Regions from separate parts of the Homo sapiens genome. Here all the other regions are linked to region 1. Evidence: chromatin loops called from intact Hi-C (ENCODE). Cell type or tissue: dorsolateral prefrontal cortex. All regions are shown on one strand. Region 1 has its middle 80 kb from the start of LINC00323. Region 2 holds the start of DSCAM (DS cell adhesion molecule). Region 3 overlaps DSCAM (DS cell adhesion molecule). Region 4 overlaps DSCAM (DS cell adhesion molecule).

Evidence for each region. Hi-C counts contacts between places; a loop is a spot of excess contacts. Peaks named below come from ENCODE experiments on the same cell type or tissue, not always from the same donor. Only the 100,000 strongest peaks of a DNase experiment are listed, where the experiment ranks them.
Region 2: it touches region 1 in a loop (13-fold over the local background); 14 of 110 quality-filtered maps call a loop at or near these places.
Region 3: a loop joins it to region 1, with 7 times the contacts of the local background. A loop is called at or near these places in 78 of 110 quality-filtered maps.
Region 4: it touches region 1 in a loop (11-fold over the local background); 59 of 110 quality-filtered maps call a loop at or near these places.

The regions. Positions count from the first base shown.
Region 1 is chr21:41,064,263-41,072,262 of GRCh38, forward strand. No RefSeq gene overlaps it. Among named protein-coding and RNA genes, the nearest start is that of LINC00323, 80 kb to the right of the region's middle. In dorsolateral prefrontal cortex, CTCF peaks have their summits at 4,958 (motif pointing left), 5,160 and 7,317 (motif pointing left); DNase peaks (open chromatin) are centred at 243, 4,362, 4,939 and 7,333; H3K4me3 peaks cover 1,095 bases; H3K27ac peaks cover 901 bases; H3K27me3 peaks cover 478 bases.
Region 2 is chr21:40,843,044-40,851,043 of GRCh38, forward strand. DSCAM (DS cell adhesion molecule) reads right to left here and starts at 4,115. Exons shown (of 33, transcript NM_001389.5): 1 at 3,576-4,115. The coding sequence starts at 3,618. In dorsolateral prefrontal cortex, no CTCF peak of the experiment used is centred here; DNase peaks (open chromatin) are centred at 588, 4,125 and 5,159; H3K4me3 peaks cover 4,823 bases; H3K27ac peaks cover 5,129 bases; H3K27me3 peaks cover 1,773 bases.
Region 3 is chr21:40,139,156-40,147,155 of GRCh38, forward strand. DSCAM (DS cell adhesion molecule) reads right to left here. Exons shown (of 33, transcript NM_001389.5): 17 at 5,336-5,576; 18 at 3,403-3,549. Among named protein-coding and RNA genes, the nearest start is that of MIR4760, 69 kb to the right of the region's middle. In dorsolateral prefrontal cortex, CTCF peaks have their summits at 4,859 (motif pointing right) and 5,059; a DNase peak (open chromatin) is centred at 4,856.
Region 4 is chr21:40,463,174-40,471,173 of GRCh38, forward strand. The region is part of intron 3 of DSCAM (DS cell adhesion molecule); the gene reads right to left. Among named protein-coding and RNA genes, the nearest start is that of DSCAM-AS1, 84 kb to the left of the region's middle. In dorsolateral prefrontal cortex, CTCF peaks have their summits at 3,904 (motif pointing right) and 4,103; no DNase peak of the experiment used is centred here; H3K27ac peaks cover 1,850 bases.

The sequences.
Region 1 (8,000 bases):
TTAGCATGCGGTGTTGTTTGGAGGTGACTAGCTAACTGTTAGGAGTGATTTTATCCAAAAGGTGGAAGTCTGTCTCCTGGTGTCCTTAAGTCATGGGGATTAAGGTTCCGGAAGAAGCAATTCCAGGGTTTCTAATGGTCCCTGGAGTTTCTCGGCACAGAGCTCAGCCTCCTGCTGCCCTCCCCAAGGCGAGACGGGGCTCAACAGGCCTGTCTACAAACGGCCTTGCCGCTGCTGCTCTGCTCCTTGCAGGGCCTCCACACTGGCCGCAGCCCAGGATCCAGATGACATCAGGACTAGATTCCGAATCAGCTGCCAAGGCTGTTGTGAATTTAATTTCATAGACATTGTTCTGCTAAGTTGATGCCAGGACAGATGATGGGTATGAGAGCAAGAAATGAGATTAGCGATGAGCAAAACCAGACGAAGGGGAAAAGAGAAATTTCTAATTGCACATAACTTAAACCTCATTTGCGTTCCACTCTGACGCAGCCAGGCCAACTCCAAACCCACAGAGATGTGTTTAGTGCAAACATACTTCTGTTAAACCCTGACCTGAGTCCTCGCTGTCTGTTACACACAAACACAAAGTGTCGTTGTGTCTAGAGGGCTGTGGGCATCTCTGCTAAGAGGTGCAATCATTAAAGGCAGAGAACTGTCTCCCACTTCATTTTCCTAGCTCCATAAACATTTGTTGACTGAATAAATGAGTGCCTGGGTCTGAGCAGAGATCTACTAGAAGTCACCACAGAATGTCACAACCTGGAGCCAAAAGACTGCATGATCTCAACTCGGCCTGGTGGCTCACGCCTGTAATCGTAGCACTTTGGGAGGTTGGACGCACAGGGGATAACAGGTCCCACTGAGACACAGTGGCCATCTAGTCCAGGCCTCTGTCAATGGGTGGCCTCCTGCTGTCTGGGCAAAGACCTGACCTGTGTGGACGTGAGAGACCGAGGTTTATGCACAGGCTCATGGTGGAGAGACTAAAACAAGCACAGCCCAGACAAAGTCAGCGGTGATGCTGGGAGGAACTCCAAGATCGTCTGCTGAGGTGGGCAGATCACTTGAGGTCAGGAGTTCAAGACCAACCTGGTCAACATGGTGAAACCCTGTCTCTACTAAAAGTACAAAAATAAGCTGGGCATGGTGGTGTGTGTAGTCCCAGCTACTCGGGAGGCTGAGCCAGGAGGATTGCTTGAGCCTGGGAGGCAGAAGTTGCTGTGAGCTAAGATTGCACCACTGCACTCCAGCCTGGGTGACAGAGTGAGACCGTCTCAAAAAAAAAAAAAAAAAAACGAAGACTGTGTGATCTGTTAAGGGAAAGACAGCTGCAAAGTTGTCTTGCTCCTAAATGTATGACAATCAAAAAAACCAGAGTTGTTACAATTAGTTAGAATCCTGAGATAAGGAGCATTTTAGAGTTGTAATCTTGCAGAGTCATGCAGTGACTGGCAGCGATAAGAATTCAGCATTCCAGATGTTTTTTCAACACTTCTGTCCACCACGCTGCTTAGGGCTTCATTCACAATTGCTCCATTTCAACATGCCATGTGTCTGAAGTCTATGCAGTCATCATCCCTCAGAAAGACTCGTGGTTCTGCATGTGTCTAGGATAGACTGACACTAACTTGACTTGCCTATTACTGTTCTAGAGTGGTTGCTAGTTAAAATGATTGCCATGAAACTTCTCAAGATAGACTGCCAGGGAAACATGTTACATCAACCATGTTCTTGAGTAAGAATGTAAATGAATACATTCCCTATTCCAGGGACATATGAGGTAGACCTTAGCCCTAACACAGCAGGGGTTTTGCACCAGGAAAGCCACAGAGCAGACAGACGGTCTTGGAGTTCCTCCCAGCATCACCTCGGACTTTGTCTGGGCCGTGCTTGCTTTAGTCTCTCCGCCATGAGCCTGTGCGTAAACCTCGGTCTCTCACATCCACAGAGGTCAGGTCTTTGCCCAGACAGCAGGAGGCAACCCATCGACAGAGGCCTGGACCACATGGTCACCGTGTCTCAGCGGGACCTGTTATCCCCTGTGCATCCAACCAGATCCCATAAGAAGGCAGCCTTCTCACCCAGACCTAGATTGGACCAAGTGTGTGGACTCTACTTGATACACTGAAATGTTCAATGTATTTTAAACAACTAATCTCAATATGTTATTGAATTCCCAAGAACCTCTTTGGTGAAATTGATTTTGTAAGCCTCACACGCCCTGGGGGTGCCCCGCCACCCCATTTAGAAGGAACAGGGTGGCTGGTGGGTGATGCAGGGGTCTTGGCCACACCTGTGTCTTTGTCTTGTCATTGGAAAAGTGGAGATGATGGCAGAGCCTCCCTCTCAGGCTCAGTGCAAGGACTAATGAGAGAAAATATGCATCCAGTGAAGAAATAAGTGCCCAACCAATGTTACCTCTTATCACTATGAACTGCAGCTGAGGAATCTAAGTTCCGGGGACGGGGCCAAAAACACAGCAGGAGGATCACGGGGCTAAGAAGAAGATTCCTACCTGCCAAATCTCAGGGCCGTGGGGAAGTGCTAGCAGTTCACAAAGCAACTCAGGGCCCTGCTCAGAAGTGAGTTTTTTCCTTTTCCCCCTGGAGGAATAAGCAGATTTTAGGTGATATACAAAGACAATCACATTTTGGAAAGCAAACCCCGGGACATTGTGCAAATATGCACACACATTCATATACACATACAACACACACACACAACACACACACATACATACACACACAACACACACATACACACACAACACACACACATACATACACACATACAACACACACAACACACACAAATACATATAACACACACACATACATACACATAAACAACACACAATACACCCACACACACATACATACACACATACAACACACACAACACACACATACACATGTATACAGAGGTACGTTTTACATGTTTATATTTTCTAATGTAAAGGCAACATCAACTGTAGAAAATTTGAAAAATATTGAAATGTATGACAATAATTAGAAGCTACTCATAATCGCATAATCTCAACATCAGGAAAATTCGCAGTCGACATTCTGGGAGTTTTCCCCTAAACACATGGATATTTTGGGACAATAGCCCTATCCATACATCTTTGTATAATATCCTTCTTTTGTTGATGTGCCACTTCAAGAATTTACTCGGTTTTACAAGACAAAATTTTAAAGACAGAGAAAATCTTCCCATGCTACCATATGTATTTTTCCTCTTTAGGGGTTTTATAGTCTGACACACAAAAGTCACCATTCAGAACCCTAAGTGCATGGGGTCAGTCCCTCTCAGCCACGTCGAGACTTTAATACCAGAGACATGGACAGGCGATACCTCCTCCCCAGGACCAAGGACTGAGTGATCTTGATGGTGAAGAGGTGACTGAATTCTTCAAATGGGCACTGCATACAATCAGGTCCACAGGGATGCAGGATGGGCAGGCATCCCATCTGTGCCCAGTCTGGGGGCAGTGGAGCCAAGTTGGCTACCTGAAAGCATCAACCTTGATGGCAGGAGGCTCAGTGTCCCCACAGAGATGCAGTCCCGGTTTGGGCTCTCCAGGAGGCAGGCTCCATCTTTCCCGTGTCTGCCCAGAAATCTCTGCTCCTATGTCACCCGACATTCTGTTGCTTGGTAACTAGAGCACCTAATTATTCTACTAGGAGGTCAAAGAAATGCCAGCAACCCCATTACATAGACCCAAGAAAGTCAGACATAAGGCATTCATTTGCATAAGAGAACTTTATTTTTCAGCTAGAGATAGGAAAGAAAGAGACTCCAAAGTTCAGTGTATTTTTGCTAATACGAAAGCAAGATGACCTGGAAAATAAAGTGCAGTACAAAAAAAAAGTGACGAAAAGCAAGTTAGAAGAGGTTTTTGGTGTTTGATTTTTGGTTTTTGTTTTTAATTCCTGAAATTGTTCATAGACAAGGAGTAGTGAATGGTCAAGGAGGGAAAGTACTTTTTCATCATTGAGAAGAGAAAATGCTTTTTAAAAATCTGTTAGATAATGAGTTGTTTTCTAGTAAAGATTTCTTAAAGATCATGGGGTTTTTTTGGTTTGAATTTTGTTTTTTTGTCATTTTTGTTTTTGAGTGGAGTTTTCTTTTTAACTAATTCTAGGTTATCAGGTTTAAAAATAATAGAGTTGTTTTTTACGTTTTTTGTTGACAATATCTGTGTGTTTTTATCTGACTCTCTGTGGCTATAATTGCCAGAGTTTCATTTCCTAAAGAATTCTTCCTTTTACTCTTGGTTGTTTGCTAAAAATATCCCAGCTGCCTGTAGACAATGGGCATGGCTGCCGCCTAGCCAGCCCCCTGCCAGTGGAGTGTTCTGCTATTCATAGCTAGGTCCTCTTCAGACACGTGAAGACTGGAGGTCCTGATTTCTATGTCTTCTCTAAGTAATGCCATGAGTGACTGCAGGGGCTTTGGAGAAACATTTCGCGTTCCCAGCCATACCCATCTCTAGATAGATATGACTCGCTCCACACCATTACAGAGTCGAGAAATGCTCTCTCATTTCCTGATTGTCTCCCAGTCAAATTTCACACCAACGTTGCAGCACACCATGGGCCTCTGCCTGCCTTGAGTGGTATTGGATACCCCAGAACCGCCCATCCCGTTTAAAATACCCCAAAAATGCTGCTAACTGCCCCCTGGAACCAGAAAAGCTCGGAAGCAAAGAACGAGGCGGGCTGGGAGAGAGGGGAGAAAGATTGTTCCTTGAGAATTCCGTTCACCGATGAAAACTGGCGAAAAAATTAAACAGCTCCCATGTTGCTGGGCTCCCGCGTTCCTTACGTCACCCGGCACTCTTGCTTGGTGCGTGCTGGCTGACTTGCTCTCCGCACCTGCTCTGGACCAGCGCTCCTCCCGGGTCTGCGCATCCGCGGGGAGCGGGAGGCCCGGAGCTGCAAGGGTCGGTCCGCTCGCGCCCTCTGCTGGCATTGAGGAGTCACGACCTGGTCGAACCGGCCACTTGGACCTGAGTTGCTCGGTGTTGCCCTCAGGGCCATTTCACCCAAAACCTCCTGTTCATTTTGAAGGCTTATCATAGCCCAGACATATCCCCTATGGCTGAAAGAATGCAGGAAATAATTAATTGGAAAGCACATGTGAAAAATAACATACACAGGATGGTGGGGCTGCACCATCAATGTGAATGCACTTAATGCCACTAAACCGTACACTTGAAAATGGTTAAAAAGGTAAATTGTAGGGCTGGGCATGGTGACTCATGCCTGTAATCCCAACACTTTGGGAGGCTGAGGCGGGCGGATCACTTAAGGTCAGGAGTTCGAGACCAGCCTGGTCAACAGGGTGACACCCCATCTCTACTAAAAATACAAAAATTAGCTGGGCATGGTCGCGGGTGCCTGTAACCCTAACTACTAGGGAGACTGAGGCAAGAGAATCACTTGAACCCAGGAGGCAGAGGTTGCAGGGAGCTGAGATCATACCACCACACTCAAGCCTGGGCGACAGAGCGAGACTTTGTCTCAAAAAAAGAAAAAAAGTAAATTGTATGTTGTGTACATTTTACCACAATTATATATATACACATATGATGCCAATGAGGGCATGTGAAAAGAAGAGCAATTGTGCTGACACATCTAATGTGCTGCTCCCAATCCACTTGAAGCCTTCTTCTTTCCCCTGGCCACGGAGAAGTCACAGTCGGTGCCCAGGGCTGGTTCCTGGGTAGGGAGGGTGATGGGGTACAGAAAAGGTAGCCCAGGGCCTCAGGGGGGGCCTGGGCAGAGTGTGGTGGTCACACAGCAAAAACTGCCCCCTCCCTCCCCATGTTATTCTCCACCTCCCTCCTCACTCTCCCCAGAGTGTACGAGAGAGACTCATGGCAGCCCCAAAAATGGAGCCATGAAGGGCTTTAAAGAACCATATATTTGCCAAGTATGGTGGCGCATGCCTGTAATCCCAGCACTTTGGGAGGCCATGGTGGGAGGATCACTTGAGGCCAGGAGTTTGAAACCAGCCTGGGCAACATAGTGAGGCTCTGTCTCTACAAAAAAATTAAAATTAAAAAAAAATTAGCCAGGCTTGTGGTGCACCTGTAATTCCAGCTGCTTGGGAGGTCAACACAGGGGAATTGCTTGAGCCTGGGAGTTTAAGGATGCAGTGAGCCATGATCAATGGCATCACTGCACTCCAGCTGGAAAGACAGAGCCAGATTCTGTCTCAAAAAAAAAAATGTATGTTTAATCCTTCAATCCCCTCCTTTTCAAAGTTCAGTGTGGTGAGGAAGATTGGAAAGTGGAGAGGCGCCCTGAGCAAGCTGAGAGAAGGGGCACAGGGACAGCCATCACCCCACACGCAGAGTCACCCAAAGACATTCACTCCAACAGGAAAACTCCAAAACTTGAGTCCAAAATCCAAACCAGAAAATAAAATGGACCGTGCTGTATAAACAACAAAAGACAAGCTTCTCTCTCTCTCCCGTCTATCTGTGTCAAGCTCTCTGGAGGAAATGGACGCTCGCTAGGAGGAAAAGAAGGATGGAGGGAGAGGTAGGAAGAGACGGTATGATGAGGGACAGGGTAGAAGAGGACTGGGCAGCCTGCCCGCCTGGAACCCACTGTCTAGCTTCCCACCGCAGACTCAAGGGATGCTCGCGGCTAAGAGCCTCAAGGGATGTCGGGGCTAAGAGCCCGCTCTGCCCGGGTTTGGGCAGAAGGTGGACCTGTACATTCCAGACCCAGCAGGCAGGCCCATCAGGGAGTGTGGTGTGTGCACTGTGCAAGCCATTGGGGGTTTTAATATGTGCTATATATCAAGGGATATATAGCACATGTTATATATGTGCTCAAGGGATGGTCGGGGCCAAGAGCCCACTCTGCCCGGGTTTGGGCAGAAGGTGGACCTGTACATTCCAGACCCAGCAGGCAGGCCCATCAAGGAGTGTGGTGTGTGCACTGTGCAAGCCATTGGGGGTTTTAACATGTGCTATATATCAAAGGGAAAAATGTAAACCACCAAACCATCTCTCAATTTATTCCTTTATAGCAGTCCACATTTTAAACTCTAAATGTAAACATGTAGCCTCCAAATATGGTACTATTCTTTTTAAAAAAGAAAAGAGAAATTTGGCAAGAGCCTAGTAAATTGACATCTTGCACAGGAACTCATATTTGTTGTCTGTCAACACCACGGTCTGGAGCATTCATTAAAGTTAAACTAAAGACCTTAACGGGAATCTCTGGGCCATGTGGAAAGGAGCTTCCAGAACGACCAGCAGAGTGCTGCAGGCTTGCAAACTGGGTCTCCAGCACCCTACAGAGACAGCAAGGCGCCCCCGAGTGGTGGCACATGTCCACAGTGGTGATACAGCCAGCCACGTTTGCTAAGACAGACCCCGCCTCAAACATGTGGGGTCTCCACATTCCACTTAATCCTGCCTCCCTCTTAAGCTACAGACCTTTCACAAACTATGTGGAATAGCATAGCATCTCCTATAACAGCAAGTTTACGATCATATTTGCTGCATTTGATTTGGAAGGGTTTATGCCTTATAGATGAGCCTCACATTTAATTGATGAAACCCATGTTTCCGAAGCACATTGAAGAACTATATTTTTATGGAGATGTTTGATTCAGGAAACATCTGTTGAGAACGTGTCAGGCCTAGGCACAGGATCAGTCATCTGTGCAAAGCTGCTAGAGCTGTTAGTCCAAACCAGTCCTGAGAAAGAAAGATTTGTCTTCTTACTTTGTGATCCAGCTCCTTTTCAGTCCTCATTCCAGACTTTGAGGGTAGTTAACATCGATTGTCAGCTTCCTCCAGGTAACAAGGAAGCTGATTCCTGGGGGGTGCCTCACAGAGCTTAACAAAATTTCACCAGCTAAATCCAATCTACAGAGAGAGGTACACAGAGAACATCAATGTAAAGCTCTTATTACACTTTAATTTTTTAAAGTAAGTTTTTAAAATTATTTTTAAATATATTTATTTTAAA
Region 2 (8,000 bases), 220 kb before region 1:
AATTGTTCACCTGATAACATTTCTTCCTTACATACATTTATGTGAATTAAATAAAAATCACCTTTGAAGTCCTTAAGGTGCATTTGTATTTACAAAGGTCTGCTTCTAATTAAATAAAATAGCAAGCGTGTGCTCTGTAATTTCCTATCAAGTGAATGGATGAAGCTCAAAGGTGCTGCATACTCATCTTCTCTTTAATGAGCACCTTCTTACTCCCAGCACCCCACCGTCTCTAATCTCCATGACCCTCAGGCCCCATGAAAGCGGATGCAGTAGAACTGAAAATCCCACAGCTCAGGAAAAGATGATGTCAGGAATGCATGCATGTGTGTGTGTGTGTGTGTGTGTGTGTGTGTGTGTGTGTGTAAAAACAGAGATGCCAGGATACTAGCAAAACTATATTACATATAATAAATCTAATTCTTCATCATTCTGTTTGTCTGAAGGCCTGGCTCTTCTTTTAGCAATAATTTTAAACTAGAATGTGCTCTGGGGTTAAAACCAGGAGAAATGGTAATGAAACACAATGCAGTAGGAAGCTTTGCTGAGAAGACACCGAGGGACGTGTGTGGGTGAGTGTCTGCACATACGTGTACCTTGGCTCCTTGCACTGTAACAGAAGCTCGCGTGTATTTCCAGAACATTGCAGAACAAATTGACTGCTTTAAAACACGATACTGCACCTCATCAGGTGAGGTCATTCATTTAAGGGTTTAACCTATGAAGGGCCTGGTCACTGACTTCTTCTTTTTTTTTTTTTTTTTTTCAAAAATACTGCCTGCAGCCTGTCTAGCAACCATACTTTTATTAAGAAATAACTGTACTTCTGATACATCAATAAGAAAAATATTGTTGTCTACTGTTAAAATGCAGATGTATTGTGGGCTTATTTTAATAGCCCCAAATATTAAACTACATAATCTTTTACAAATGAAAAAAAAAAGTTATCATGTCAGGCATTTTGATGCTTGAGGCCTAGCAATAATCAGTTTAGGTATTAGAATTCATCAATCTTTTATCACACACATTCAGAAATTTTTCAAAGTTGAGGTATAACAAAATATGACAGTTGTTGACAAAAATATTCTCAATTTTTTAAAGTTTAATTCAGATAGGTAGAAACCATTTACTCTTATATTTTTGAAATATGGTCTTACAAACAGGCATAGTTCCAAACTGGATTCTTATTTTATTTCAACATGTCTATATATTTTATGATCCTTTCCCCAGTATGTAATGAACACCATACCTTAGAAAACTGTTTAAAGCTGATTTCCCCTCCCCCCTTCAAAGATCCTAAAGCTTTACAGCAGGCTTTTAATGTTTTCATCCTTGATCATATAAAGAGAGGGGCATTTTTATACAAGACAGTTCCATAGCCTTCTGCTAGATTGGATCAGAATACGTAATACAGCAATGTAAAATATTCATTTGTGTTTGCTGTTTATGTCTAATATTGTGGAATCTACCTATATTTATTACAATAATGGTGATTATCAGTTGATTTTAAAAGTCTTGAAAATAATACTTGCAGAACTCACTATATGAGTACCTACATAATTTTTGCATATATTTTTCATATTGCAGAATATTTGAGGTTTCATATAATTGTATTACCATATATAATTATTTCTATGATTGTTTATTTTAGTTATAAAATGCTGATTCAGAAAAAAAGTCACACACACATATAGCATCTCTGTATCAGAGGCTAATAGTCTGTATCAGTATCATAAATTCTTCCATACCATTTTGTCATACAAAATGCTAAAACTGTAAATAAATACTGGCTGACTGACAACCAGCACAGCCTCTTTCATCATCCTGAAACACACACTTCCCAATGGGGTGCAAATTTTGTTTCTTCTTATAACCCAGGCCTTTCCAAGGAGTTCAGAAAGGTACTCCCTGACAGGCGAAACAGGGTGTCAAGGCTCTGTGTCTTTGGAACACATGTGTAGGCATCTCTACATTTCTTAGGAGGTCGCATTAGCAGAAGAGCAGAAAGGGCTGACTTCCCCGACACATCTCCGCATGTTCCCTAAGCACATCTGTCCCTGAAGGGAAATTCCCAGGAGGACACAGGACAGGTATGGTGCCCTCTGGGAAAGATGGGTGTCTTGTCAGAACTTGTTGCAATTCTTTCCTGCTAGGAAATCTCAAAATGAAAGTTTCAAACACTTTGCTTTAGGTTATACTGGAGAGCAAAGTATCATTTTCATGTTCATTTTGATAGTACCTTCTTTCAACTCTACCTTTTCTTAGTCACCGTTTTTTTAAAAAATTGACAATGCTCATGCATTTCTTCTGGCCTGTTGGTATGCTGATTCTTTAGGCACTGTCTAGGTAGGCAAAGAAAATGCACTGCCTTGCAGCCAACACACAGAGCTTCCCTGTGTGTCTTCCAGGAAAATCTTAGAGCCTCCCCTTTGCTTCTCGTATTTTCTCACAAGGGCCAGATTTCCTCTCTTCTCTTCTTTTACCTTCTCTTCTTCTCCTCTCTCTCTCTCTCTCTCTCTCTCTCTCTGTCTCTGTGTCTGTCTCGCTCTCTCTCCCTCCTCTCTTTCTCTCTCTCTCTCTCCTCTCTTCTGGCTAGGGGATTCTGCTTAATGGTTTAATTTCAACTGTCAGTAGGTTATACATTTTATGCAGATGTGTGTTCCAAAATTTGAAATGGGAATTTAAGCCGTAGCTACTCCCAGGCGATGTCAAATGATGACAATTTCCTCTGGTTCCCACAAGAGAGGAAGCCATTCATACATGTAAGTTCATATTTATGCGGTGACAGGCAGCCTAAGGTGCAGTCACACTTACTAATTGGGTCTGACTCAGTCAAGAGCAATAGCTTTCTAAATACCCAGGAAGAAATCATTTCAAAATATAATATTGGCTGGGCATGAGGAAATGTATGCTATTTACAATATTCACTGATTTCATTTTTACAACTATACAGGTGTTTTTTTTTTTTTAATTTGTCAACATTTCAGATGATGTAATGCTTATCAGTGCATATTTTTACATAAACGACTGTGAGGAGCATGAAGCAGCACGGGGTGCATAGAAGGACAGAACATTCTTAAAGCCCTCCTTGGTGCTGGAGATACATTGTACTAGCATGAAATTACGTGTTTGAAAAATCTCAAAAAGCATTGAATCTGAAGGGAGATGTTCCTCATTGACCCCTCCACTTGCGTGCACTTGGAATGTCACATCCCTTTCCAGGTTGTAATATTCAAAGTGGCAATCTTCCTGTCTCTCCTTCTGTCACCAAACCTGGTTTATTCTGAATGAGGCAGCTCTCTAGTACTGGAGTTAGGCTCTGAGCTGTCACTTGGCTAGGTAAGCGCCTTCCAATGATTACAGAGCAATTTCTCCCGGGCCTCTCCATTGCCACCTCTTCTCCCCCAAAAAATAAATATGATATTTAAAAAATAAATAAAAGCACGAAATTTTAAACACAGATGAAGCGGAAAAAGAAAGAAGACTTTACCCATGCATCCAATGCCACCCCCCACCCCCCCGCCCCCCCGGTCAATGATAAGGAAACGAAATTCATCACAAACCGAAAGGCTCACCATTCGCGAAGCTCTGGAACAAGGAGAGAGCCAGTATCCACATGCCCCTGCCGCTCCCCGGCCTCCCGCGAGCGACGCGCCGGCCTCGCCCCCCGCGCTCCGCCCGGCCCGGCTCCGCTCGCCGCTCGGCACCTGCCCGGGGGCCGCCGCCCGCCCGCCGCCCGCCGCCGCCGCCGCCGCTGCCTAGCCGCCCGGGCACGCGGCGCGGCCGGGCTCCGGAGCGAGGGCTGCGCTCGCCGCGCGCTGCGCTCCTGCACACCTGCTCCCGGGCGCCGCGCCCCACGCTGCGGCCGGAGCCCAGGTGCGCCGTCAGCTCAGTGGGCCCCCGGCAGGTCGGCAGGTGGAGAGAGCCGCAGACGCGGGCGTGAGCTCATCCCGGGCACTCGGCGCCCAGAATGCGCAGCCAGCGGCCTCCCGTGCGCCAGCCCTCACCCTCCGCATCCAGGCAGCAGGCGGGCGGGCAGGCTCATCTTTGCCGTGCTCCGGCCTCAGTCACATGGATCCCTCTGCCAACCTTCCCTGCCTGCGAGCCGGGCGAGTGAAGCCGAGCGCGGAGGCGAGCAGGGACCCCTCCCCTGCCTCTGGCCGCTGGGGCGCTCTGCAGTCTTAAAGCAGCAGCAGAGACGTGCAGCCGAACTGAGGCAGGACCGGGGAGAGCGCAGCCACCGCACAGTCACGCACAGTCATCAGGAGGAATTTCTTAGAGGCTTAAATAATCATTTCAACAGCTGCTTATTTTTAGTTATTTTCCTGCCGGTTGCTAATAAGGGATGGCCGGGGTGACTATTGCGGAAGGTGGCCAGCCACGGAGAGGTGAACATGAAATGCTCGTAGTTTTAATAAAATGTGCAGCTGGATTCCGATTCCGTATTTACTCTCAGAAAAGTCCAGTTCATTTGCTTAGAGGGAAATGCTCCTTCCAAATCCTTGCTGCTACTGTAAAGATCTCTATGATTTCACGGGCTAATTTTTAATTATCTTGAATACATGGTAGAATGCAAACACAAGCACTTCTAATTTTGCTCTCTGAATGGCGCATAAAAAAGCTGATTGAAATTGCTGATAATTTGAGTAATCCCAAACATATAGCCCCTTTCACGTTTCTGTGAAAAGTCAATATGTTAACATTTCCTGAATGTTCTGTATGATTCTTGAAGTCATGATAATATTTAAATTAAAGCTCTCACAAGGGCGTACATCTATCCATCACTTTGCAATATAATGACCGACAGGGCTGGAATGCACCCCAGTGTAGAAGCCAGGATGGAATGCTCACAGTCAGGACAATCAGGACTGAAAAAAAGCATTCGGTGGGGGTCAAGGGAGACATTTTCAAGGGAAATTGAGTAGGCTTTTTCCTAGGCACTAGGTATCCTAACTGGGCTCCATGTCCCCCTCCAAATACAGAAGAATGATGCACATCTCAGACAGCTCACAAAACACAGGAGAAGCAAATGGTGAGGCAGAAACAAAATGGTGCTTTACCAGGGTTGGGCACAAGATGGCCAGGCCCTGTGTACCAGGAAGGGTCAGCTGAGCCGGTGATGCTGCCTGGCTCACCACGGCTCTGCAGCTGCAGGTGATCACGTGCTGCCGCCCACTCAGGCTGCGCAGGCCCAGCCCCCAGTACCACGCACCAGAACCAGCATCCTCTGGCTTTGCAAATGCTGGGTGCTCAGTCCCTGGTCCTTCCCAAATGCAACCCAGGAAGGCAGGGGATGGGCCTGATTCTGTCCCTGCATCTGGCTGGTTGACCTATTCATTAATTCTTACTTGCACACTAGCCACCTGCAAGGGTGCCCAGGCACTGGGGTCAGGGAAACCCAGGGTCGAATTGCAGCTCCTCCACTACCCCGATGTGGGGCTTCTGCATGTGACTCGAGCCTCAATTTCCTCATATGCAGACTGGAAATTATCACAGTTCTTAACTCACAGAGGTGTGAAGATCTTTCCATCCGTTGACAGCACATGGTCACTGTAGTTAGCGATGGCTGTGGTTAACTGTTACTGAGTTTGGGAGCAGGGCTGGAAACATGATTTGTGGGGTCCACTATAAAATGAAAATGGAGAGCTCCTTTCTCAAAATGAAAAAGAAGCACCATAACAAGTGCTAAAACAGAACACTTCCTCCTTTCTTCCTGCCTCTCTCAACCAGTCATGGTGTTTTCTGCTACATGCTGCTCTTCCTTGGGCGTGGGAATGCACCCCTGTACAGACCCCACAGACCTTCCAGGTGACTCAGTGCAGTACAAGAGGCTTCCACTTGCCAGTTGCTTCCCTGCCCTTGGCTGCACCCACATGCTGTGGCCAGCCACAGTTAGGGGGTGGGGAAGCCACTGTCTCTCTCCCACAGCCCACTGTCCCAATGTACAGTGGACAGGAGATCCCTCAGGGATTGCAACCTCCATGCTGGGAAGCTCTGGGTATCTGGATTGGAGGTGGGCACAAGCCTCTGGCCACTTGTGGAATGTGCCCTGGCACTGCCAGCCTGCTGAGGGGATGGTCACTGCGAGGCCTTTCTCTGAACTCCTGCACAGTGCTTGTCCTGCACACATGCCCATACACTCACCAGAGATGGCAGGTGGTGGCAGAACACAGGCTTGCTGTTCCAAAATGATGCAGTTGCCACCCTGTTGGGAAGCAGCAACAATTGCAGGGGCAGAGGCTGCTCAAGAGCTGGGGGAACATGGGGTTGGGAAGTGGACAGCCAAGAACCTCTCCCAAAGGAGAGGTGGCAGGTGGCAGGTAGCAGGATGGTACAGAAGCCAAGGCTCCAAGCCCTCTTCATGCTCCATTGTCCCATTGGATTTAGAAAAGGTAAAACAGAGGTGATATCATTAAACATTTCAAGATGGTGACTACAGAGAATTCAACCCCAAGTGCAGGCCCTTCTTTGCCTGGGACCAGATGGGACCCCGTGTGAGTGCACCTCTCCGTGGTTGTCTATTAATGCATCTGCCACAGGGTGAATGGGTGAAGGACCTTGAATGGGCCTAACACATGCACCAGTGTCTTTTCAAATGTATTTACGTAATAGACTTCAGTAAGAAACATACTTATTTCTCACTAAACTGTGAGTTCCATGAGACCAGACACTCTTTCCTGTTCAGGAAGGTATCCTCATGGCCTGGCCCAAGTACATGCTCGGTAAGTATTTGTGGGCTGGAATGGAGATCTCTAATGCAGGTAGAAGGCGGAGCCTGTCCTCAGATATGCACACATGTGTACACATAAAGCGCCATGGTAATTTAGGAGGGAAAGTGAGTACTGTACTTCATATAGAAGTCTCAGAGGAAATGGCAAGAACGTTGAGCTTTCAAATTCAGTTAAGATGTCAACATGCAAAACTGAGTCAAGGACAGGGGATTCTGCCCTGAGAGTATAAACATCTGGAAAAGTTAACTTTATAAAATACCTTAGGTTTCCAGTGATTCCTCCTTTTGTATTCCTAATCAGTGTAGCCTCTGGAAGATCAACCTTTGACCTGAAACAATTCCATCCAGACTTTTCCCTTCCCCAGTTCTGTCTTCCTGCAGCTCTGGGTCAGCCATCCTAGGGGAAGAAAGGTAAAGTCAAAGAGGCCACCTTGGTGCTCACTTGACTGATGCTAAATAAGGAACAATGCACATTTGAGGAGTTACATCATCCAGGTTACATCATCCAAGTATAGCATCTGTTACTCCTCTGTTTTCTGTTGGAGAACCAGGAAGAGCATATATGAAGCAATGGCCTTTGAGCCTTGTGCTAAAGGAAGGGTTGGGGGTTGAATGTTGCCAGGGATGAGCAAGGAGGGCATTTTAGGCAGTAAGGTCTCCACCGTGGGAAGCCTCAGTCCTGCTGGACCTGTGGGGTTCATTCTGATCAAGGCAATAAGGAGTTTCCCATGGGGGACCTGCATTAGTTGCCTAGGGCTGCTGAAACAAACGTCCCCAAACTGGGTGACTTAAAACAACAGGAACCTATTGTCTTAGAATTTGGAATGCTAAAAGTCCAAAACCAAGGTGTTGGTAGGAACCTCCTCTTCTGCAACCTGCAGGAGAGCTTCCCCTTTTCTCATCCAGCCTCTAGTGGTTGCTGCCATCCTTGGCACTCTTTGACTTGCAGCTGCATCTTTCTGATCTCACCTTCTGTCTTCACATGGCTTTCTTTATCCCTGCAAGTGTCTGGGCGTCTCTACTCTTCTTACAAGAATGGTGGTTATGTTAGAATAGAGACTCACCCTACTCCAGTATGATCTCATTTCAACTTATTACATTTGCAACCTTTGATGTCCCTACTTTCAAATAGGGTCCCACTCTGAGGCACTGTGGGTTAGGATTGCACCCTATCTTTTGGAGAGAAGGGAATACAGTTAAACCCCAACAGGATCAAGATGCCTGAAGTCAAATGGCAAGGGGCAGAGAAGGGTTTCTGTAGATTTGGGTG
Region 3 (8,000 bases), 930 kb before region 1:
ATGTGGGGTGTGTGTGGTGTGGTATGTGGACCCTGAAAACCTGAGACAGGTCTCAGTTAATTTAGAAAGTTTATTTTGCGAAGGTTGAGGACGTACCCACAACACAGCTTCAGGAGGTCCTGACAACACGTGCCCAGGGTGGTCGGGGCACAGTTTGGTTTTATACATTTTAGGGAGACGTGAGACATCAATCAATATAGGTAAGAAGTATATTGGTTCGGTCTGGAAGGCAGGACAACCTGAAGCAAAGGCAAGAAGACAGGAAGCGGGGAGGGGACTTACAGGTCACAGGTAGGTGAGAGGGGAAGGGTTGCGTTCTTCTGAGTTTCTGATCAGCCTTTCCAAAGGAGGCCATCAAATATGCATCTATCTCAGTGAGCAGAGGGGTGACTTTGAATAGAATGGGAGGCAGGTTGGCCCTGAGCAGTTTCCAGCTTGACTTTTCCTTAGTGATTTTGGGGGCCAAAAAGATATTTTCCTTTCATAGGTGTATGTGGTGTTTGTGTACGTGTGGTGTGGTATGTGGTGTATATGGAGTGTGTGTCATGTGGTGGGTGATGTACATGCAGTTTGTGTATGTGTATGAGGGGTGTGTGTCATGTGGCGTGTGGTATATGAGGGATGTGTGTGTGGTGTGATATGTGGTGTATGTGTGGTGTGTGTGTGTGGTATGCGTGGTGTGGTATGTGTGGTGTATGTGGGGTGTGTGTATGTGTGTTGTGTGTGCATGTGGGGTGTGTGAGGTGTGGTGTGTGTGGTGAGTGTGGGATATGTGTGGGTGTGGTGTGGTATGTGATGTTTGTGAGGTGTGTGTGTGGTATGTGTGGTGTGTGGTGTATGTGGGGTGCATGTATGTGTGGTGTGTGCGCACGTGTATGTGGTGTCGGTCAGCAGTCACTTCCTGCTCAGTGTCTGTGGGAATCCAGCCAGTCCCGGAGGCTGCAGTCTGGGGAGTTTGTGCAAAAGTGTCCAGTAGCCCCGTGAACTGACCTGCCTCATAAACGAAATCTCTCAGGTAGCAGGAAGAGTGACCATTCGCAGGCAGGTTCATGTTTCTGAAGGTTTCTTGCTTATCTTTCGGAAATGAAGTGCAGACTTCTACATCGCACATTTATCTCATCACTTTGATTTTAATCCCATGAGTGAAAGTATCTTTAAAAAGCTGCATGCACACTCCCAAGCATTTCTTTGTTTAAAGAATTATGTTTTTGAATATTCAAGTTTTCAAAGCTTTAAAGGTATGAAGCCACATCTTTCATTTTAGAATGAAGATACCAGCAGGCAATGCTAGCAAATGTGAGTGAGCTTAGAAAATATGGGTGATGTGGATGAAGTCACCACTGGATTCTGAAATATTTCCAATAAGAACAGAAAAGACATCTTAGCATAACACTGCCTTTCAAAGAACATTAAGGGTATTTAATTTCATCCACTCAATATAAGGAGTAGAAATCAGAAGAAACATATGTAATGATATCCTATGGTATTTTGTCCATAAAAATAGATGACTTTTGCAAATTTTCATTGCTCTTTACTCTGGGGTGTTTTAAAACTTGTGTTTAGGTGGGAGGGGTGAAGGTGTTACAGAATCATCTACTTAAATCTGCCCTTCTGTGGGGCTGTCCCTTCTTGGGTCTGTGGTTCTGTATTCATTAGCATCTCCCTCGGTCACTGGTCTGGAACCTCCACAGGGACAGACACAGCAACCTTGGTGTTTCCCATGAGCTCAGTGTCGAGTGGGTGTTTGGCAAATGTGTCTACTGCAGGACCAAGGAGGGCGGGGGGGGGTCCTTCTAGATTGCCTCCCATGGCTGGTAGTGCTCCAGGTACTACATGTGGCAACAAAGGCATGAGGTCTGCTCTCAGTCCTGAGAAACACATGTTAGGGACACAGTTAGGGACATGCAGAGCTAAGGCTCAAAGGCCTATGCTCGCTGAGCCAGTAATGCTTGTGCTGCTCATGTGTCTTCTTGCCTTTACTGTTGCACCAACCGTGGAGGCTGCTGCCACCTGTGGAGCCCTATGTTTACCTGCATGGGGACAGGGGTCTGCCTGGTAGAACAGATCCAGGTGGTCCTGAGCAGGGAAGGGATAGGTCCTTGACCGCATTTGCCCAAAATTAGAGGTGAGCACTCATCAGGGATCACACCCAGTCAGAGGGGTTGAAAGAAGCCCCAGGCTGGGCGTGGTGGGTCACGCCTGTAATCCCAGCACTTTGGGAGGCCAAGGTGGGCAGATCACTTGAGGCCAGGAGTTCAAGACCAGCCTGGCCAAGCTGGCGAAACCCCATCTCTACTAAAAATACTGAAAATTAGCCAGGTGTGGTGGTGCACGCCTGCAATCCTAGCTACTTGGGAGGCTGAGGCAGGAGAATTGCTTGGGCCCGGGGAGGTGGAGAGTTGCAGTGAGCTGAGATCGTGCCACTGCACTCCAGCCTGGGTGACAGAGGGAGACCCTGTCTCAAAAAAAGAAAAGAAACCCCAAACAAGAGGGAAGGTACTGTCCAGTGACGGGGGGTGCAGGAGGGGGCTGGAAATGGAGGGCAGGGGAGGAGGCAGGTGTGGGCCCCCCAGGCTTGGGACAGAGACAGTGAGCAGGCTTCCAGAGGCCTTTCCTGCTGGGGGCTGCAGCCTCGCTCTGCCCCAGCACACTCACGCAGCCCGGCCCAGCCTGGTGGGCACCACTCGCAGCCTGAGGGCGAAGACACTGAGGTGTTGCTGCAAGAAACTTGTGGCCCCAATCTTATGTCCACTTGAGAAAGTCGTTTATTCAAAGCCTTGCCCTAAACAAACAGGAACATTTTGCCCTACCACTTGAAATACACACACACACACACACACACACGATAAAGAACAAGGAAAAGAGAGAGGAGGAGAAGGGGAAGGAAGAGGAGAAAGAGAAACAGGAGACAAAACGGGAGGGCCCTGAACTTCCTGGCCCCCTCCTGAGTGCCCCCCTCCATGTGCCTGGGCACTCTTCCCACACCCACTTACAGCACAACTACAGGAAATTTAACGTTTCCCCGCGGAGTTCTATTTGGGAAGTAGGAAGAGGCCAACATTTTAGAATACATATCACACAGAATGTTCTAGATAGAGATGGAGGTTTTGGTGCTGCCTGCAGAGCCTTGACATAGACATAATTAGGAAAATACATCCATGTTGAAATTTCCCAAGTGCCGCCCCCGCCTAGGCTTCAACTTGGGTTTCGAAGGTGTGTGATGTTTTAAACAAAGAGACCTGTTCAAATGTCAGATGAGGGATGACAGAAAAGGGGAAAGTGTCTATTGATAAAGAGGTGCCCGCCATATCCTGAGCCCCTTGTTAGGAACTAGGAGGGGTCTGCAAATTCCATCATGCATTCTCTGGAGGCAAACCCAAAGTCCTAGTTTAGTCCTCTTACCTCCGTCCATGAGGTTGGCCCAGTAAATGACTCTGAACCCCTGGAGAATTCCATTCAAGGCTTCCTTGGAAAGTGTGGACCAGGATATTGATATGCTTTCTGGTGATGTTGCTATGGCTTGGACATTTTCGGGGGGGTAACTGGGCACTGAAATCAAATAATTAGAATCTGTAATAACTGTGGGTGGTTTATGAGCAAAGCAATAACCGAAAAAGCAACGTATTTTAATATTTCAATATGCAAGCAAAAAATTGCACTCAACCCCAAAATGAAAGAAAAAATAACAAAGATCACTTCCCTGGAAAAATCTTATGATAACTCAGTGCTCAGTAAAATATCATGAGTCAATGCATATATTCTAATGGATTCCATAGTCTCTCTTTCCAACTTAGTTTCTTTACTTTTAGGACAGTTGTTGGGACTTGAGTCGTGTACCCTTCTTAATTTTATTGCCTGAGTAGAAAATCATTGTTTGTCTGATTTATTTTCCCCTTACTCTTGGAAGTTACTTCTTTAAGTTGCATTTACTTTATAGAGTACGGTACCTCTGTATTTAGTAATATCTGGCATATAAATTGGAAGCTGAACCATTGTAAAGTGCTAAAAAGTAGAAACATAATCATAGATTTCTCCTGTCTCATCCTCATCCCTTTCTCTAGAGGGAAGAGAGACCATAGACAGGTCAGAAGAATATTGAAAATATTTTTAGTACTGAGCTTTTGTAAACCTTAAATGTTGGCGCTGGGGCGGTGCAAAATACTGGCTGAGACACGCATCTTAATGAAAAATGAGCATTGAAGCAAAAACAAAGGCATATTTAACGACTATTGCAATTATGAAGATAGACAATTCCAGTGTTCAGGCTGCAAGTCATTGAAGACTCCTCTCCTCGCAAAAATTGTCAGATATTACAGGTGCAAGTCCTATCTGCCTCCGCAAACCTGTGATCAAGGGCCGGGCGCGGTGGCTCACGCCTCTAATCCCAGCACTTTTGGAGGCCGAGGCGGGCAGATCACGAGGTCAGGAGATCGAGACCATCCTGGCTAACACGGTGAAAACCCGTCTCTACTAATAATACAAAAAATTAGCCAGGCGTGGTGGCGGGTGCCTGCAGTCCCAGCTACTCGGGAGGCTGAGGCAGGAGAATGGCGTGAACCCGGGAGGCGGAGCTTGCAGCGAGCCAAGATCGCGCCACTGCACTCCAGCCTGGGAGAGAGAGCCGGACTCCGTCTCAAAAAAAAATCTATGATCAAATGACTAACTGCACAAGAGGTAAATGTAGTGCCAGCTTCCTGCCTTCAAAGCTACCACTTATTGCTACAAATAACCCCATATCTTAACTTCCTGCCTAAAACACTGTGCCTCTGGATACCAGGGTTCTCTATTTTCAAGCACTACTGGAAATTTGAGCTTCTGGGTTATTCTCAGTGACATGGTGGAAGGGCTAATTAATTTATCTCGGCCGCTAGGGGGCGATCGATCACTGTGCAATCTGAAAATTCCTTTTCTCTGTACTCAGAATGCTTGAAAATAGGAAACAATGAAAAATAAAATAAATTTTAAAAAACCTTCTTAACATTTGGGAGAAAGTTTTTTAGCAAATAGCATTTCTGCATTCTCGTGAGACTTCTGCAGTAATAGAGAGAGCCTTGTTTTCACTCCAGAAAAGCCCAATTCTTGTACCTGAAATGAATGAGGAAGAGTCTGAAAAGGGAGGGACTTGCTGGCTTTGCAGTCCAGCCCTGCCCCAGGGCGGGCAGATCAGCGGGGTGGGCGAGGTCACGAGGGAAGGCTTTTCCACCCGAGACCCCAGGCCCTGCAGGTCACTGCAAAGTCGTGGGGCGGGGGAGTGCGAGGTTGGGGGAGCCCCGGGGCAGACCCGAGGGAACCTTTGCGGAGGGAAAAGCCACGACCAGGCCCCGGCCGAACCTACCATCCTCGAGAGTGGTGGTGATGATTTCCTGAGAAGAAGGCCCCGTGCCGGCCCGGTTACAGGCCTGCACCACCAGGCCGTACTGAGTGAACTTATTCAGGTTGTCCAGGGTGTAAACCTCACTGTCCCCGCTGGTGTCGACACTGATAATGTTGAATTGGAAGTTACCCCCAGTGCTGTACTCTCGGTAACCTATTTGGTAGCCACGGATAATCCCATTTTGCAAATGTTTCTTGGGAGCCTAAACAGGAGAGAAAAGAACACACTAAAGAAGTCTTGAGGTAGGACAAGAGCGAAATCAACGCCCACACCCACGTAGGAAAGCAGAAATAAAGTGGAGTCATCGCCACGATGCTGGGGCGGTGGTCCGGTAGCAGCCGCAAACCCACGTACAGTGCAACTTGGTCTGTGCCAGGCACCCTTCCTTTACCTGTGAATGCATCCGGCCCTCCCAGCCCCTCTGAGCCACTGGACCGTCAATGGACACAGGAGGTCACCTGAGTATGCATGGCAGGAGCGGAATCTGAACATGGGTGTTGGGCCCCAGAGCCTGCGCTCTCATTCTGTCCTTCATGATGTACTGGTTGACTTGTCTAACTGGCGAGAAAGTGTCAAAATACAGATCATGTTTGTGGCGTCTCCAGGTACGCTTACGACCGGGTGAGACTGACCCTCAGGCCTGCACCCAGCAAGAACTCTCGGGCTCGCTGCTGTGTGCCAGGCCTTGTTCCAGGCACCAGGGAATAGAATTGAGTTTGGAAATGTAAGAAGACAAAAGAAAAGACCCCCGTCCTCATGGAGCTTACATTCTAAGGAAATATCCCAGAATCACAGTGTTTCCAGGTTGAAAACTGGCATGGGAAGGTGAGTGCACACCCAATAGGAAGGTAATCTCTTTCATGAAGCCCCGAATCATTCTGGAATGATTTGGGGGTGATTAAATGTGGGGCAAGAGAGAGGCTGGTGCTAACTCCACCCTGCTGATGTGAAGATGGTCCACCAGGTCAAAGTAGGATTTAGGCTGATGCGTAGGACTCATTTAGAAACCAGAGCCTTTTCAAGGATGGTATAAGGCTGGGCGCGGTGGCTCACACCTGTAATCCCACCACTTTGGGAGGCTGAGGTGGGCGGATCACTTGAGGTCAGGAGTTCAAGAACAGCCTGGCCAACATGGTGAAACCCCGTCTCTGCTAAAAATACAAAAATTAGCCAGGCATGGTGGTGGGTGTCTGTAGTCCCAGCTACCTGGGAGGCTAAAATGGGAGAATCACTTGAACCCGGGAGGCGGAGGTTGCAGTGAGCTGAGATTGCCCCACTGCACTCCAGCCTGGGTGACAGAACAAGACTCAGTCTCAAAAAGTAAAAAAAGATATGCGAATGCCACCAAGATGAGGCTCTAGGGAATAAAGGTTTTGTAGACTTTCAGGCAGTCAACAGATATGTGTGTTTATGTGTATGCGTGTATGTATACATACACACATACATGTGTATGTATGTATACATGTACATATGTATGTATATACATATACACGTACACACATACATTTAAGTACAAACTATGGATCTGGATCTCTCAAGCCTCTGAAAGCTTTCTCCGTCCTGAAAGTGTTTATAATCGACCTGCAGAGAGGAAATAAGCACTTAAGAACCTGTAGAGAACTATGAAGTGTGGAAATGCATGGTAAGAAAGTGAAGGCCAGCAGGCATCTAGAAAGTGTGAGTATGGGTGGTCTGAAGTGGTGGGAAGACTCAGAGCCCAGGTGGGCTTGACGGAGGGGGGGAGGTGGCGGGGCACGGCTCAGAGAAGTAGAAGGAGGATGGGGTGAGTGGAGCCTGCAAAGGGTGCACACCTGCCCAGCGGTAAGTCAGGAGGGAACGGACAGAGTGGAGCAAGACCTTGAAAACCTGCCAAATGTGACCGGGGGAGGGCAGACAATGAGAAGTCAGAAGAAGGTTTCGAGCTGATGAACAGCATTGATGGATTCAGCAAACACTTATGGATTGCCTAATAATAACTTCCCAGGGGATTCCATGCCTCAGCCTGTCATTAGTAGTAAGTCTGACTTATCCAAGAGCAGTAAAATCATTTTTGTTTTTCACAGCAAGTTTCTCCATTTATGGTTTTCTTGGACTCCACTTGCTTTTCCCAACAGCCAATCTAATTTAGTATATTCATGGTGCCAGCAGGTGTCAGTGAAACAGTCGCGTAAACCATTTATTTATTTGTATCTGTTGGCTCGGAGTTAGACCCTGGTGGAAGAGCTCATACCTTTTTTATTATAAACAAATGTCTATGCTCCTCTGAATCCACAGATGTGCTGGCTTTTGCATTGATGAGCTATGGCTTTTCTCACTGTTTAGAAATAGATTTCAAGATTCTATGTTTTGAAAATTCAATTACTCTATGTGAAAATTGTTTTGCTGCAACCACTGAATTACATTTATGTGACCTAATTAATTAATCAAATGAATTTCCCTGTAAACGTCACCTATAAGTCAAATTTACCAACAAAGAGATTTCCCCTATTTTACCTAGTGTTTTAATGTTAGATATAGTGACCCAAATAAAATAATATTATTTTTTAAATGAGATTTACATCCATTAAATATTCTAATTGTTCAACTGGCTCCCGGTGAGGCTTTAAGCCTCCCTAAGACAGCAAGT
Region 4 (8,000 bases), 600 kb before region 1:
ATTGAGAAGCTCATTATTATTGCACACCTACTAGATAATGGCTTGCAAGCAAGGAGTTATCTGGGAATTTCTAAAATGCACTTTAAAAATAAACCCCAAATGCCTAGTTTAAATCACATGTGGTGAGCTGGACATAGCTGAACATCCAATAACAACTATGCCCAGTGCCCTGATATTCTTCTGTCCATCTCAATCAGCATCAGAAATGCAAGCCTCACTGCTCATACCGAGACCACCCGGTATTGCACTGAATGTCTGCTCATTTGTCCAATCACCCCTTCTTCCATCAGTTCTTCCAGTGTGTTCTCTGAAATTCCCCTCCAATATCAGCAGCATAGGCTCTGATCATCCCCACTTTCCCCAGGTCTTAACTGAAACTTGGGCATCCTCTGTAGACCCAATCTCACCCCATCCTTTGCAACATAGGCTGCTGCTCTTCCTGACCTTCATCAGGACCAGATAAAGAGAAGGTCCATCCTTGGTCCCCATGCTGGCTTTCAAATCACAGATTGGCACCACCCATCCATGTGCAGGTCCAGACCCCTGCTCCTTAGAGGCTGGTTCCAGAAGGCTGCACCATCATTAACATCTGCTTCCAGCCTCTTTGGCATCCTTCTTGTTCCCTGAGCTCCATCATTTGTCTTCTCATCCCTAGACACCCATCCCGCAACTGTTGGCCTTACCTCATACTTCACTAGAAAGCACCTCTGAAGGTGAGCACCTCCTTTTCTGAAATTCCTCTCTTTTCTTGGCTTCTAGGACAATCCCCCTCTAACCTCTCACCTGATAAAATGCCCACTGCTGGTTCTGCTTTGCCATCTCATCCTTCCCCTCCAAACATCAACTAGAGATTCTCCAGCTGTTTCCTGAACCATCTGCACACTCTTTCCTGAGGTAACCATATCCATTTTCATGATTTTACCATCCACATATGAATTTCTCCCACATTTCTATCTCCCAAGTCTCTCTTTTGAACTCTGCAGCCTGACTGCTTCCTTCACACCTCTACAGAGGTTCTCTGAATGCCTTGGAGGCTCCGGGACTGTTCTGGGAACATCAATAAAAGTAAATCAGTAAATCGCTGCCCACATGGACCTTCCTTTCAATGCAGGAGCAGGGAGCAGGTGGAGCAGGGAGATTGACAAGAAACAATAAACAAGATAAATAAACTAGGTAGCATGTTAGAAAGTGATGAGTACAATGGGGAAAAATAGAGAACAGGCTCAGAGGAAGGTAGAAACTGTTCACAGTCACTTAAATGTAAGGTTCCCAAAGCTGAGCCTCAGTTCATGACTCCCTCACTTTAGAACCCCCATACACACAAAGGCATTGCTTTTCATTCTATCTACAAGCACTGTCCAAGCAAAAACAAAACAGGAGTCATTGCGACTCTTCAGTTTTCCTCACTTGCAACATCAGGGTACTCCTGTCCAGCCCACTTTTAAAATATATCCGACTTCTACCCACTTTCCTCCATCTTTGAAAGAGCCACCCTGTTCAGTCCCAAGTGCACCTGGATTCTCTGCATCTGTTCCTGTTCCGTCACTAATTCATTCTCCCCAGAACCATCTTTTTTTTTTTTTTTTGAAGCAGAGTCTCGCTCTGTTGCCAGGCTGGAGCACGGTGGTGCAATCTCAGCTCACTGCAACCTCTGCCTCCCAGATCCATGCAATTCTCTGTCCTCAGCCTCCCGAGTAGCTGGGACTACAGGCACACATCACCATGCCCAGCTAATTTTTGTATTTTTAGTAGAGATGAGGTTTCACCACGTTGGCTAGGATGGTATCGATCTCTTTATCTCATGATCCGCCTGCCTTGGCCTCCCGAAGTGCTGGGATTACAGGTGTGAGCCACCGCATCTGGCCCAGAACCATCTTTGAACCATGTAAATAAAATTGTTTTCGTCTGTTTAAAATGCTTAAAAGTGGCTCGTCTTTGCACTAAAATAAGATCCCAATTCCCTTCATGTACATATAAGATCTTGCAAGATCTGGCATCAGTGTGTCTCTTCAACATCCTTTCTCATCAATCTATCCTTCTACTACTTGGCTTGGGATGTGTTGTCCTTTTGCTGCACGAAACACATGAAATGCTTCTTGGCCTCCTTTGCACCTGCTTTTCTCTCTCCCCACAATGCTGTTATTCCAGTTATCATGAGCGGCTCTTTCTCTTCTTTCAGGTCTGAGCTTAAACGTCTCCCAAAAGCTCTGTTTGAACATTTGATATAGAACTGCATGTGAAAAGGTACCTTCAATGATGAGTAAACTGAGGCACCCAAGTGGGTTAAATCACCTGTTCAAATGGATCCAGATCAACTACAGAAGCTCTGTTCCATTAAAAATAATGAGACGAGCCATTCATCTCATTTCCTTTAGAGCACGCATGTCCCACCCGTGGCGTGCAGGCCACCCGCGGCCCAGGACGGCTTTGAATGTGGCCCAACACTAATGTGTAAACTTTCTTAAAACATGAGACATTTTTGCAATTTATTTTAGTTCATCAGCTATCATTAGGGTATTTTATGAGTGGCCCAAGACAATTCTTCTTCCAATGTTCCCCAGGGAAGCCAAAAGACTGGACACCCCTGTTCTAGAGAATAAAATTATATTCTCTCTCCAAATGCCATTACAGCTTACTCTTGAAATACTTGAGAAAGCAACAATGACCCCTTGTTCTGACAACTTGTTTGATTATAAACACGTTTGGTAAAAAAAAAAAAAATATTTTCAGCAAGGTTGTCAAATCTGCAGATCTGTTTGTTTTTGAAGGCATAGAAATAAGAGTAGCATATCCTTGCTGTTTTGGGTGACGGAATCATGCCTGCAAAAATCTCAAAAAGACTGTGAAACATGCAGATGTGGTCACAAGGAGTGCAATAAAAATGGAACTGTTGTTCAGAAAGAAACGCCAGCATCCCACAGACATATGTGTGGTCCCATCTGTGATTCTAAATTCATTGCTTATGAACAACTAAGGAGTTGCTGGAGATCAGAAGCCATCTCTGCTTTTATCCCTTCAGAAGTAAGGCGGCATGCAGCTGGATACATCTACCCCTCCTAGAACTTGAGACAAATGACATTCACTCCTGTCTAGACCCAAGACCTCTCATGCCAATATCACTTTTCATTCCTGAAACTCTGATTTAAAGAGACAGGCTCTGAGGCCATCAACAGTTCCTACCTGATGGTTGATTGTTGATCCACGTAGCCCCAGGGTTACAGCACTGGAAGAGACCATGTACTTTAGACCCAAGCTTGAGAGCCTGAGTCCCCTCCATGGCAATTCTAACAAGTGTGTTTCCATCTCCCTGCTTGAGTACTCACAGTGATGGGCAACTCACTGCTTATCAAGGCAGTCCATTTTTAAAAATAGTTTTTAATAATAATTTATTTCTTAAATGGACTTGAAACTGTTTGTTTGTTTTGTTTTGTTTTTTCAGCTTCCGTTTCTCCCTGCACTGTCCAGGTAAGGAATGTGATCCTATGACAAAGAATCCCTTCTGACCTCTGAAGACAGCTAACACACCTCTTTTCTTTTTTCCTCCAATTTAAATGCCTTCACTTCATTGAGGGTAACATGTTATAAATTTCTATGGGACCACCTCAAAGGGCTTTTGCATTGCTGAGAGTGGACAAGGTTCCAATGATACTGTGGCTTCTCCCGGACAAATACATGCATTTGATTTTTGCCAGTTTCCAAAAACACTTACAAGAACTGAGTTGAACCTGGCTATCACTTTTCAAATTTACATTGTTTTCCTAATGCAATTACATTTTTTTCTTGTTTATTTCACTTTGTTCATCTGTTGATTATTTTTAAATGCCTATACTTTCAAGAAGTTTAAAATAACTAGATCTTGAGAACCTAGAACATAAGCCAAAGATGTATGTCTGTAGCTAAAGATATTTTGGCCACCAGAGGGCTCCCAGATTTTGATCATTATTACTCTACCTGTATTTAAACAATCAAGACAATTAAGTGGACTTATAGAAACAACAAATTTAAATATAAGCTGTTTCTGACACAAAGATAGGTCACAAATTTTTAGAAACAATTTTATTTGCCTTTGCCTCTTAATTCCAGCACATTAACTTCTTAAACACTGTGCATATACACAATGATTTAATCCCCACAATCTTCTTAAACACACACACGCACACAAAGATTTAATCTACAAAATAATTAGTCTTGATCTCTGTAAACACATTTAAATGTTTTATGACTTACTTGTCTATATCTGCAGAAGTTTTCAAATGACTATTTTGTGTGGAAAGAATAAGTGTTCTGTTTTCAGGAATATGTAGCTTTCTAAAAGTACGTATTTAGAAGTATGAATGATGGCATAAAATTGACTTGTATATAAAATTGATTAAAAAATAACGCTTAATGTCAGGAAGTGTAAGAGAAGAATCAACACTTTTATACATACTTTCCAGAAATGAAACTTAATAATTTGATATGTCTTTGAGGGTAATTTGTTAAAATATGGAATATTGTAAAATGTACACGAATTTATAGTAAGCAGTAACTTATCTAAGAATTGATTAAAAAATACACAAATATTGGGATTTTATAAGCAATTTTAAAAATAGTAAAAGTAAAGGAATAAGGACTAAAATGTCATCAATTATGTGAGGGGAAAATAAATCGTGGGACCCCAAAATCACTAAGCCCAAGGGAAAAGTCAAGCTGGGAACTATATCAGGCAAGCTTGCCTCCCATTTTATTCCAAAATAAGATAGCTACAAAGATTAACCAAAAAAAAAAAAAAAAAAAAACTACATAGCTCCCTCACAATTTGCCCACTAGGAAATTCCTTGCGGGCCCCAAGATCTTTACCCTAAAATAGTTCTGTTGCATTTCACCCTGACGAGATAAATTGATAGCTTATCTTCACAGGTGCGGGACGAAGGACAGAACTCAGTCATTCCTCTGCCCATCTGAGACAAATGCACATCTGATTTGCTTCCTCTGCCCTATGTTTATTTTATCTTATGTAAAAATAAAGATTCACTGAAATTTAAAATTCTCTTTCTCTTTCCCCAATATCTGCCCTTTCTCCTTTAAATCCCCAAACCCTCAAAATCATCTTTGGAGGAAGGCACAGACCTGTGTCCTGGGTGCACCTCCTCAATCGATTGAGACCTGTCTGAGATACTTTTTGGTTTGTAATAAGAAACTAGTTAATTTCATAGCAGAGACAGAGAGAGGAGGAAGAGAAGGAGCGAGAAGAGAAAGGAAGAGAAATACACTATTTCAGAGACTTATAATATTTCAGGGTTACTATGAAATGTCCATGAACTCAAGCTCAACAATCTGAAGTCAGGGAGTAAATGGAAAAACAGCAAATATTGCACACAGGATTGGGGAGGGGGAGGCCTCAAAGGTTTTGGGGTTTGGAGTGGGGCAAGGGCTGAACAAGGAGGGGTTTCCTGAAATTCTGCGTCCTCGTGCCCCGCCTGCACATTCAGCTGCACATTATGCTGCTTCCAGAAGCATCTCGATAGCCTAAGGGGTTTATTCTCTGGCTAAACTGAAACAGATTATTGGGTATTTAAGATGGAAGTGTAGATATTTTCTGAAAGTTAGTATAAAGAAAAGAACCAAAAGTCGAAAATTTCTGAACTGTCAAAAAGGAGGAGATTTGTACAACAAAATAATAAAGATTTAAAAAAAAATTACCTCCATCCAGGAGGTCTGTTTGAACAGTAGAAATTCCAGCGGGAGAGAAAGGTGGAAAGAGTAGGAATGGTATCATCCATAAAGAAATACAGGGAAATCACCCTACATTGAGGGGCAGGAGTGTTTGCATTCCAAGATGCCACTCAGTGCCCAGCACACTACAGCCACACACACCTTCATAAAGTTACGGGACTTCAGGAATAAAGAGAATGGCCTCAACACTGCCCACCCAAAAGGAAGAAAGTGAACTTACACCCGAAGGTCAGCAATCAGAACTATAACAACCCCTACCCTGGCAGCTAAAAGACAATGGAGAAATCATTCCCTTTGCAATTTTTAAAATTTCTAAGATAAAAATTACTTCCAAACTTATATTCTTTTTGCAAACATAAGTTCTTAAAAATGTTCTTCTCATGCATCCTTTCTCAGAAATGATGGATGGTATGTCCCGCTGAAAGGAGGGAGAAAAAAAGACATGGGAAAGCACAGGATTTAGGAAATAGGAAATCCAGCATAGGGGAGACATGAGAAGAATACTTAAGGTGGCAGCCCCTTCAGATTGGAGGCTGGTAGAGGGGCTCCTGGAGCTGTCTCTGCTGGAAAAACAAAATAGAATAAATTCCCTGACAAAGTTGAACATGTGGAAAATCATTTTGTGCTTTGAAGTGTGGAAATGTTAGATGTTTAAAGCAAAAAGGAAAAATGTAATCATAGCACACAACTTGGCTTGACACTTAATATTTACATGATTATAATAGATTTAACTAAAATGTAAGACATACTGGGAGGATGGGAATATGGGCAAAGTGACCTAAATTTCTGAACCATCACAATATGAAGTCAATAAATACATGAATAAGATTGAAAAAAATTAAATACCAGAAATTTAGTTAAAAAATAATGAGAGTGATTTCTTCGTGGGAGGAAAACGGGGAATGCATTCTCAGTTTTTTGTTGTTATAATTTCTTTATAACCATATGACATTAAAATTATTTGCATGTAGTGTTTGACTAAAAAATTTAACAATGAGGCATATGTAGTCCATGGAAAAGTGCTGTAATAGGTTCAGTGGAAAAAACGGTTTTAGAATAATGTAATCCCATATATTTTCACTGCAAAATGAAAGGAGAAATCTATTCCAACATGTTTAAAATGTTAATCTCTGGGGCATAGAATTACAGGGGCCTCTTTTATCTTAATAATCATTTCTGTCTTCTGAGTATAGCACATCAATTTTTAACCTCAATAAACCACAATGACGTAAGTCATGTTATAATTAATATAAAATAATCAAATTGGTATGTTTTATTTCAAGTTTGGATGCAAAAGAAAAAAATTGTGTAACTTAATACACAAAGCTTTTCAGCCAATGAGGATTCAGTAACTACGACTAAAACCAAGAGTGCTGTGAGCTCATTAATGTTACGTGTCTGCCTTGCAGGAAAAAGCTATGGAAACACAATATTAAAGAACCTTGGATCCTAAACTGTATGCCACGGAAACGTGGCAGGCTTACAATAACGTCCTGCCAAAGCCACCTGTGCCATTTGGTGCCTCCCTCATTGGAGCAAGGTTTGCTTCTGCGAGGCTGTCCAAGAGTCCAAGAGCTTTCTGCCCTCTCTTCTCCAGCGCCTTCAACTGAACAGCATTTTGAGCCCAACACGAAGCTTACTCTTAGTCATGCACCTGAAGTGTTTTGTTTATTAGGTTTTTGAGACAAAGTCTTCTCTGTCACCCAGGCTGAAGTGCAAAGTGGCATGATTGTTGGCTCACTGCAGCCTTGACCTCCCCAGCTCAAGAGATCCTCCCACCTCGGCCTCCCAAGAAGCTGGAACTACAGGTTTGCACCACCATGTATGGCTAATCTTTGTATTTTTTGTAGAGAGAGGGTTTCCCCATGGTGCCTAGGCTGGTCTTGAACTCCTGGACTAAAGGGATCCTCCTGCCTGGATCTCCCAAAGTGATGGGATTACAAGTGTGAGCCACCTCACCTGGGCATTTATTAAAAATTACTATTATTATGGCTAACAAAGAACTTGCAATATTGATTCAGTAGTCTTAGAATGCCACATGTAGAAGACAAATTACAAATTATTTTTGTCTAGCAATTTTCTTTTCATTACAGACATTTTCACGGTTTTCCTCCCTAGACCCTAGCTGTCATATTCCATTTTCTCTAGCCATTTCTTTACTGGTATTTTTCTCCCTTTAATGTGTCAGAGCGGATAAAAACATAAGTGGTAAAGATTCAGAAACGGTAGCTTTCTTTCTCTAAGGTTTAGCATAACCAACATGAACTTCAAGCAGTTAGCTGCAA